Linked DNA regions of Homo sapiens: regions 1 and 2 are each linked to region 3. The links are chromatin contacts, found by Hi-C in ENCODE. All regions are on one chromosome and are shown on one strand. The core of a region is the stretch at or near the end of the contact, and the rest is flanking DNA. Distances in the headings are between cores, read along the strand shown.

The links. Hi-C counts contacts between places; a loop is a spot of excess contacts on that map. Pooled maps may share reads with other maps.
Region 1: a loop to region 3 is called in a map of naive thymus-derived CD4-positive, alpha-beta T cell, with 34 times the contacts of the local background. The contact joins the promoter of RPS15A here to the promoter of CPPED1 in region 3. A Hi-C loop is called at or near these places in 1 of 168 maps with a recorded cell type or tissue (naive thymus-derived CD4-positive, alpha-beta T cell), 1 of 37 single-sample maps with no recorded cell type and 6 of 50 pooled maps.
Region 2: a map of CD8-positive, alpha-beta T cell shows a loop between it and region 3 (23-fold over the local background). The contact joins the promoter of CCP110 here to the promoter of CPPED1 in region 3. A Hi-C loop is called at or near these places in 1 of 168 maps with a recorded cell type or tissue (CD8-positive, alpha-beta T cell), 2 of 37 single-sample maps with no recorded cell type and 6 of 50 pooled maps.

The regions. Positions count from the first base shown.
Region 1 is chr16:18,789,066-18,791,765 of GRCh38, reverse strand. It overlaps RPS15A (ribosomal protein S15a), which reads left to right and starts at 1,432. Exons shown (of 5, transcript NM_001019.5): 1 at 1,432-1,522; 2 at 2,648-2,700. The coding sequence starts at 2,653. ARL6IP1 (ARL6 interacting reticulophagy regulator 1) reads left to right here. Exons shown (of 6, transcript NM_015161.3): 6 at 1-97. RefSeq lists enhancers at 1,195-1,824, 1,762-2,479.
Region 2 is chr16:19,522,388-19,525,191 of GRCh38, reverse strand. It overlaps CCP110 (centriolar coiled-coil protein 110), which reads right to left and starts at 1,250. Exons shown (of 14, transcript NM_001323572.2): 1 at 1,104-1,250.
Region 3 is chr16:12,802,561-12,805,377 of GRCh38, reverse strand. It overlaps CPPED1 (calcineurin like phosphoesterase domain containing 1), which reads left to right and starts at 1,491. Exons shown (of 4, transcript NM_018340.3): 1 at 1,491-1,671. The coding sequence starts at 1,602. RefSeq lists a silencer at 1,410-1,459 and an enhancer at 1,540-1,909.

The DNA of each region.
Region 1 (2,700 bases), core at 183-2,682, 6.0 Mb before region 3:
ATTCTACTGATTAACTACTTTTGCAGTTTTAATCCTGTATTATTTCTTCTACTTTGTTTTGTGTAAAAGGGGAAAAAATAAAAAAAGCTGGAATCTTCATGTCTCACTTTCTTTATAACTTAGCCAATATAATATTTATGATTGGATTTATGAATCTGATTAATGAAGTACCCTGTGTGGTCCTTAGATGTCTATAAGGTACCCTACCTGTAATCCCACCACTTTGGGAGACCTGGGCAGGAGGTTCACTGGAGTCCATGAGTTTGAGGTTGCATTGAGCTGAGTGTACCCCTGCACTCTAGCCTGGGCAACAGAGCAGGACCCTGTCTAGGAAAAATTTTAAAAAAGAACAAAAATAAAAGGTTTAAGTTTTATTTAGCAAATATCCAGGTACCATGCTAGAGGGAAGAGGAAATGCAACGAATGAGCAGGGGCATTGACGTGTGAGAGAGGACGAAGCTGGAAGAACCGGCAGGGACAGAACTGGCTAAATGGTGCCTGTGTGGGCACCTCGTACCCCAGGGCCTTGCTAGCGTCTGGTACATGGGTGCTCAGTAAACAACTGTTGGGTGACTTTTGTCTGAACTTAACTTTTTAATTAAAAAAAAATTTTTAGCCGGGTGTGGTGGCTCACGCCTGTAATCCCAACACTTTGGGAGGCCGAGGTGGGCAGATCACTTGATGTCAGGGGTTTGAGACGAGCCTGGCCAACATGGTGAAACCCCGTCTCTACTAAAAATACAAAAATTAGCCGGGTGTGATGGCGGGCGCCTGTAATCCCAGGTACTCTGGAGGCTGGGGCAGGAGAACCGCTTGAACCCGGGAGGCGGAGGCTGCAGTGCGCCAAGATCGCGCCACTGGACTCCAGCCTGGGCGACAGAGCGAGACTCCTTATCAAAAGTAAACTAAAATAAAAATTAAGGCCCGCGCGGTGGCTCCCGCCTGTAATCCCAGCACTTTCGGAGGCCGAGGCGGGCGGATCGCAAGGTCAGGAGATCAAGAACATCTTCGCCAACTTGGGGAAACCTCGTCTCTACTAAAAATACAAAAATTAGCCGGGCGTGGTGGCGCATCTCTGTAGTTCCAGCTACTCAGGAGGCTGAGGCAGGAGAATCACTTGAACCCGGGAGGCGCAGGTTGCAGTGAGCCGAGATCACGCCACTGCACTCCAGTCTGGGCTACAAGAGCGAAACTGTCTCAAAAAAAAAAAAAAAATGTAGACGAACCTCCAACGAACGGCTCACCTTGCCTCTCCCAGGCCCCACCGGGGGAGGTCGATTCCATCGACTCTCAACTGCCAACCCCTGAGGAGGCTCCGCCTTTCCCTCACCCTCGTCCTTCTCCTAGGCGGTCCTTGTTTTTGCCGGGCCTTTGAAAGTCTCGCGATAGCTCTCCCGCTTCCCATAACTCCGTGCGCTCTCCCCTCCCGTCCTCTTTCCGCCATCTTTCCGCGCCGGTGAGTAGCACTCTCTGAGAGCTCCAATTTCATCCGTCTGCCATCGGCGCCATCCTGCAATCTAAGGTTCGGTCTCGGTGTCCTGCGAGGAGGCTGGTCCCCACCTTGGCCGAGGATCCTGGCCTTGCCGGTTCCTGGACAGGCATAGAGGAGAGCCATGGCTGGGCGCCCCAGACTGTGCACTCAGGGGATCCCGGTCCGTGGGGTGCAGGCCGCAGCGCGGGCGGGAGCCGGAGCCTTCGACTGCCCAGCTAGGCGGTAGCTCCGGTTCGGGCCGCAGCGTCTGGATCTCCCTTTAGTGCTGAGGCAGCGCCTTGGCCCCGGGCGGCGGGCAACATCGGGGCTGGTGGGCCGTGCAGCTTCTCACTGCTGCGGCCGCGCTGGGAGCTTGGGAGGCTGAGGCCACCCAGCAGGTAAAAGCTGCATCGTGCCGGGGTTGGCAGTTTGCTGGGTGCCAACTTGGATCTTCTGGGCCGCAGAGTTTTTCTTTAGACACTTTTGAACTTAAGGAATTTAAGTTCTACTCTTTACTATTGGCACTTTGGTCTTTCAAAACTTCAGTGTAGTGTGCGGTTCTTGCCCATTAGAAGAGAGTCCAGTCTGACAAGCATGTAAAATGTTTCTGTTTGCCACTGTGGCTCTTGCTGTTGGACGCAATTTTAAATGGCACGAAGATGGATGTTTAATAGTTAGATGTGTTCATTGTAGGTGAGAGTGAACTGATTTAAAGTACAATGTTAATAGTATGGAATCTGCTGATTTTCAGCAATTTGGAAAATGTTGCCGATGATACTCTGCTTCTGTTCTGAATCACTGATCGACTATACCCGATGTTTTCCTTCCGGTAGCTGGCAGTTTCTGCCAGTTCTCACGTTGTCTTGTGTCAAGTGGATTTTGTCCCACATTTTATTATCTCCAGACGTTGGTGTGTGGCACGATTCGAAGAAGAGTGGTTAGTGAATGAATGAGTTTCAAAATGTGCAGGCTGACGTCCCGATAACCTGTTTTCAACAACCGTAGTAAATAGGAATTTTCCTGGGTGGTGGGAAATGGAGAAGCAGCCTGCTTAGACTTGAGAAAACTTCGCCAAGGTGGGGCCAGAAAGGAAAGGATACTTCCGCAGTGTAATGGTTGGTGTCTGTTGATGTTGGCAATGCCAGTAAAACCTCCTGTTTTGTCTTCCTTGAACAGCCACAATGGTGCGCATGAATGTCCTGGCAGATGCTCTCAAGAGTATCAACAAT
Region 2 (2,804 bases), core at 1-2,500, 6.7 Mb before region 3:
GGTAAAAGTAACACAGAACAGATCCTGCTTTTTTTTTGCAGAACCTAGTGTTTCTTTGCCCATCAGTTCCGCCAAAGACGCAAACTTCTTGTAAAAGCGGTAAAGGGGAAGATTTCTTATTCAGATGCGTACTAGCTGCAAGTTCTTGGCAAGCCAGTTACCATCCCCACACCTGTTTCGTCCTCTGTAAAAGAGGGATGATCACGGTATCCGTCTCAAAGGAATGTTGTAAGAATTCAATGAGCTAATGCATGTAGGGCAATTAACGTAGTGCAGAACACGCAGAAAGCAACAAATAATGGGGACTGCTTTTCTTATTAAGAGGATAATGATGATGACGATTTTTAGCAGTAGAGTATGAATTCCTGGAGGGCAGCGACAGTGCTTGGTTCCCCGTAGGTTTCAAATGAAACTGAAAAATATAGAAAAGGGGACAACGGCTTCCTCATTTCCCTGTCCCTAGACCTCTCCCCGTCAAATCAATCTCGAGATGGCTGCCATTTGCCTAAACTGGGGGTAGGGAGCTTGGATCGTAACCAGAATAGAATCAAAGGGTGGGAACCATCTAGCAGCTCCAGGGGCAATCGATTACTTTATTATCCTCAAGTTTATGCCCCAGAGTGGCAAAGGCGAAGTAAGCAGCGCTCCTAGGGCCTTGGTTGTGGAAACAGGGGCTCATAAATGGCCAATGCACACCCCGGGGAAGCCTCCCTCTCCAGCACCGTGGGAGGGAGAAGAAAAACGGCCCAAACAATTTGATCACCACGATGGGGTTCTCCGGCTCTGGCCCGAGTTTTATTCACCAGGGACGGCCCCCTGCCCTCTCCCCAGCGCCCCATGCCCACCTCCTCCAGCTCCTCCGATTTAAGACTCCAAACCGAGGGCCCTCCAGGCGGGGCCAGCATCGGAGCATCACCTCAGCGCCCGGTGCTGGCTGCCCCCGGGGTCCCGCCTCCCAACAGCCGGCGCCTTTCCAGGGGGCTCGAGGCCCGGGAGCCCAGCACAGAGCCCGCCCTCAGCTTCTCAGGGCGCCAATTTCGCCTCGCCAGACCACCTCTCAGCCCGGACCCGTCAAGGCTCAAGCCCCCTCCTCATGCACACACCTGATCCCCCACGGCCCCTTCAGCTCCTCTCCCCTCGCCACGGGCCTTGTCAGGAAGCGAATGGCTCAAATGGTACTGACAGAGCGCAGCTCGGTCCGCCGCCGCCTTCTCCTCCTCCTCCCCGCCATATTACGGATCTCAGGCTGCAACGCGGGCTCCTGGCAACCGCCGCCGCTGCCACCCCGACTCCACCTCTCAGGGCCGGCACTTCCGGTGGTTGATTCCCGGGCTGTTAAAACCGTTGGGCCACCAGAACACTACCATCCCCGAGGTGCATTGCGCGCCCGCGATGGAGGACGTAATGCTTACGGCCAGCACGCTGCACGCCGGGAAACGTAGTCTTCCTTGCAAGCTAGAGACTAGAATTTATTAATAAATTTACTTATTTAGTAGAATAGGAACACCCCTCAGGGTCTGAAGCCCCCTGAAGTGTTCCTTGAAGTTGCCATTTTTTTCTTATCTGTATAAAGATAACCCCTTTCTATGCAGCCGTTAGAAAACATGTAACATTCACCAAAATATTTTCTTGTAGGTAAAAACTTGCTGAACCCACCGGGCGTGATGGCTTACGCCTATAATTCCAACATTTTGGAAGCCGAGGCGGAAGGATCGCTTGAGCCCAGGAGTTCGAGATCAGCCTGGGCAACAAAGGGAGACGGCATCTCTACAAAAATTTTAAACGTTAGCCGGGTGGGGTGGCGCGAGCCTGTGATCCCAGCTACTCGGGAGGCTGAGGTCGGAAGATCGCTTGAGCCCAGGAGGTCGACGTTGCAGTGAGCCATGATTGCACCACTGCATTCCAACCTGGGCGATAGAGTGAGACTGTCTGAAAGAAAAAAAAAAAAAGGCTGAATCCTAGATGCCAACTGGAAGGCTTAAGACATCTATCCCCTTTTGCAAATCAGTGGGAAAATGCACTAAAGGAAAAAAAGGTAACAGAAAAATCCCTGAATATTTTTGCAAAGTTCTCTACATAAAAATGTTACCAGCCCTCCAAAATATGTCCAGGGGCCCCTTTTCACTCCCTAACTCGGCTTCATGGTCTATCTCTCTTACCCTCCTTCCAGTGCCTGTTTTTGCATATGTAAAATGGGGGTTTTAAAAGTGCCTATCACAAGGGTGGTTGTGAGGCACAGTTGAGGTAACTCCTGTACAGTGCCTGGTACAAAAGCCCTTAGCAGAAGTAAGATTAGGGGGAGGAGGAGTGAAAATGTCACAAATCACTGGGGAGGCCTTTATGTCAGTCCCCACCCTGCCATTAACTGCTTAATTCACCTATCCTCAGTTTCCGCATCTATGAAATAAGGGAATCCTTAAAACCCCTTCCAGTTTTATAATCCGATTGTGCCTTCTTTGCTAGGCTCTTCCAGTCCCCCAGAATCTGGAAAATAAAGTCGATTGAAATCAGTCTCCTGATAGTAACTGTTAGGCTGTATTGAGAATGAGATAAGCATATAAAGTGTTTGCTCGTCAAGTACCTGGGACATGGTAAGTGCTCTGTAAACGTTAGGTGTACTTGCTAACTTTTATTTCCTCCCACAAGAATGTGAATCCCATAAGAGCAAAAACCCTGTAGGTCCTGTTCAACTGTGTCCGGAGCACCTGGACCGGTATTTGGCACATCTTGAATTGAACTGAACTGAACTGAATTGAATTGAATTGAATTGATAGTCTAAGCATCCTGCCTCTCCAGGTTCCCTG
Region 3 (2,817 bases), core at 242-2,741:
CAAGCCCACTGACTCCAGGACTCATAGGCATTTATACTCTTAACCACTATGATTCATGGGTGACTCTTGTCAAGGATTAGAGAACAGTAGTTATGGCCATATTAGCTACTCAAACAGTGCTTTGGATGTAGGCAGCTAGTTTAGAAAAGAATTTCCCAAATTTGTAAGATCATAAGAGCTCCCCTGCAGTGCTTGTTAAAAACAGATCATTTTCAGGCCAGGCACTGTGGCTCATGCCTGTAATCCTAGCACTCTAGGAGGCCCGGGTGGGTGGATTGCTTGAGCTCAGGAGTTCCAGATCAGCCTGGGCAACATAGTCAAACTCGTCTCTACTAAAAATACAAAGTATTAGCCAGGCATGGTGGCGCACGCCAATAGTGCCAGCCACTTAGGAGGCTGAGGTGGGAGAATCACCTGAGCCCAGGAGATCGAGACTGCAGAGATTGTGCCACTGCACTCCAGCCTAGGCAACCAGAGTGAGACCCTGTCTCAAAACAACAACAACAACAACAAAACACAGATCATTTTCATAGAGATTTGGATTCAATAGGTCCATTCTGGAATTTGTATTTTCAACACGTTTGACAAATGCTGGCTAAGTAGTTCACTACAATGGCTCTTGAGTTGAAGAGACACTAATTTGGTTACTCGCAGCTTTACTACCTCTCTAGATGTGTGTCACCTTGTGCAAGTTCGTTCATCTCTCTGAGCGTCAGTTTCCCCAAATGACGGATGCAGCTAATAACAGCACCACCTCCTAGGGCTGTAGTGGGGATTAAGTGAGCAGCGTGCAAAGTGCTTAGCGCCCTGCCTGGTGCATAGCAAGCAAAGATAATAACAGAAAGATGGTGGCAGCCACTGGGAAGTTCAGGCTGAGACAGTCTTCCAAGACGTCCACCTTTTCATCTTTTTTTTTTTTTTTTTTGTATTGGCAAGGTCTCTCGCCGTGTTGCCCAGGCTGGTCTCCAACACCTGGACTCAAGCGATCCTCCCTCCTTGGCCTCCCAAAGAGCTGGGGTTACAGGCGTAAGCCACCCCAGTGGCTCCTTCTGACTTTATGATAGAGTTGTCAGATAAAAAAAAATCAGGACGCTTCCATTCAAACCTGCAAAAAGAGAAAAATTTAAAAAAATTAGGACGCCCAGTTCAATTGGAATTTCAGATAATGAAAAAAAAATTTAACGTAAGTAGCTCCCAAATACTGCATAGGACATATTTATACCAAGTCAGTCATTCTTTAAAAAAAAAAATCTGAAATTCCAATTTAACCGGGAGTCCTGCATTTTTACTTGTTAAATCTAGTAACTCTGCCTTTAGGGAAGGACTGACCCCAAAGCCTTATCCCCGCCCACGCGTGCCCTAGACAGTCTCCACTCGCCAGGCGCGCAGGTCGATCCCAGAGGGGCCGCTGGCGCCTCCGCTCCGCCCAGGCAGCACTAGTGGCGCCCCGAGCCACCGGGCCCCTCCCCGTCCCGCCCCAGTCCCGCCCCGAGATCAAAGGGCGTCGCCCAAAGCGGGACAGGTCCAGCGGTTGTTCTGTGTGAAGTCGCGCGGCTTCCACCCACGCAGTGTTCTAAGTGAAGGCCAGAAACTCGCTCGCCATGTCGGCTGCAGAGGCGGGGGGTGTTTTCCACAGAGCCAGGGGCAGGACCCTGGCCGCGTTTCCCGCAGGTACTGCCCGCCCCTCACCCGGGGAGGGGACTCTGGGGCTGCGGAACCTTCCGCCGGGGGAACCTTTTGTTCAGGTGTGCGCTCCGCCAGTCGGACACCATCCGGGGCTGCACCGGGGCCTGGGAGCCGCCATAGCTGCATCAAAGCCTGCTCTTAGGGATTCCAGGGGCGCAGTTGAGAGGCGAGGCCGAGAGAGCGATCTGGTCTAGGAGCCTCCTTGGCCTTGACCTAACTTCCCCCAGAGAAGGGAAGTAAGAGGAGGGTAGCAAAGCATAGTTAATGACAGCTTGGACTCTGCAGCGAGACCTGGTTTCCAAGCTGTGCATTAGCATCTTGGCCTCAGCTTCCACATCTGTGAAACGGGAATACTTGTGGGTGTTACTGGATAAGCGTTCGGTGCATGTTAGAGGGTGTCGGTTTTATTAAGGTTGTTCACCGTTATGTATTCTGTACTCCATAATGACGTTTATTTAAGTCATTCACCGAAATGGTAACACTGCCCCATCAGAGCAGTAGAGAGGGAGGGCATTCGAGAGTCGTAGTGAAGTGCTTGGATTTTGGATTTAGATTATCTGCTTTGCCTTAAAAATGGGTTTGATAATACCTGCCTCATAGGGTTGTTGGAAGCGTAAACAGATCAAAAGTATTTTTGTAACCCGGTGTTGGACGCATGCTAGGTGCTAAGTAAAGAGGGAGGTTTGTTTCTGGTTTGTTGATTCCCCTCTGTGGCTTTTTGCTGCCTGCAGCCAGATCGCCTCCCAGGCTCTCACCAGCTTTATACCCCCAGGGAAGTCACCCTAAATGCCCTATATGATCAGGCTTGTGTCCACTTCCTTCAGGGTTGTCATTCTCTCTCTTGCCCAGTTCTGCAACAGGTTTTGTTGTTGCCCTTGTTTGAACTGCATTTAAAAGGGCCAAGGCCGTTCTTTCCCTGAGGGTCTTGGCGCTTGCTGTTTTCTGCTTCTTTAGCAGGGTTGGTGAGCCTGGCTCTCTCAACCGTCACACCTCATTTTAAAGTTCATTCACTTCCTCAGAGACTTTACCTGCTACCTTATCTAAAGTAGGTTTCTCCGGTAATTCTATGGTAAAACCTTATTTATTCATTTAAGGCGGAGTCTTGCTTTATTGCCCAGGCTGGAGTGCAGT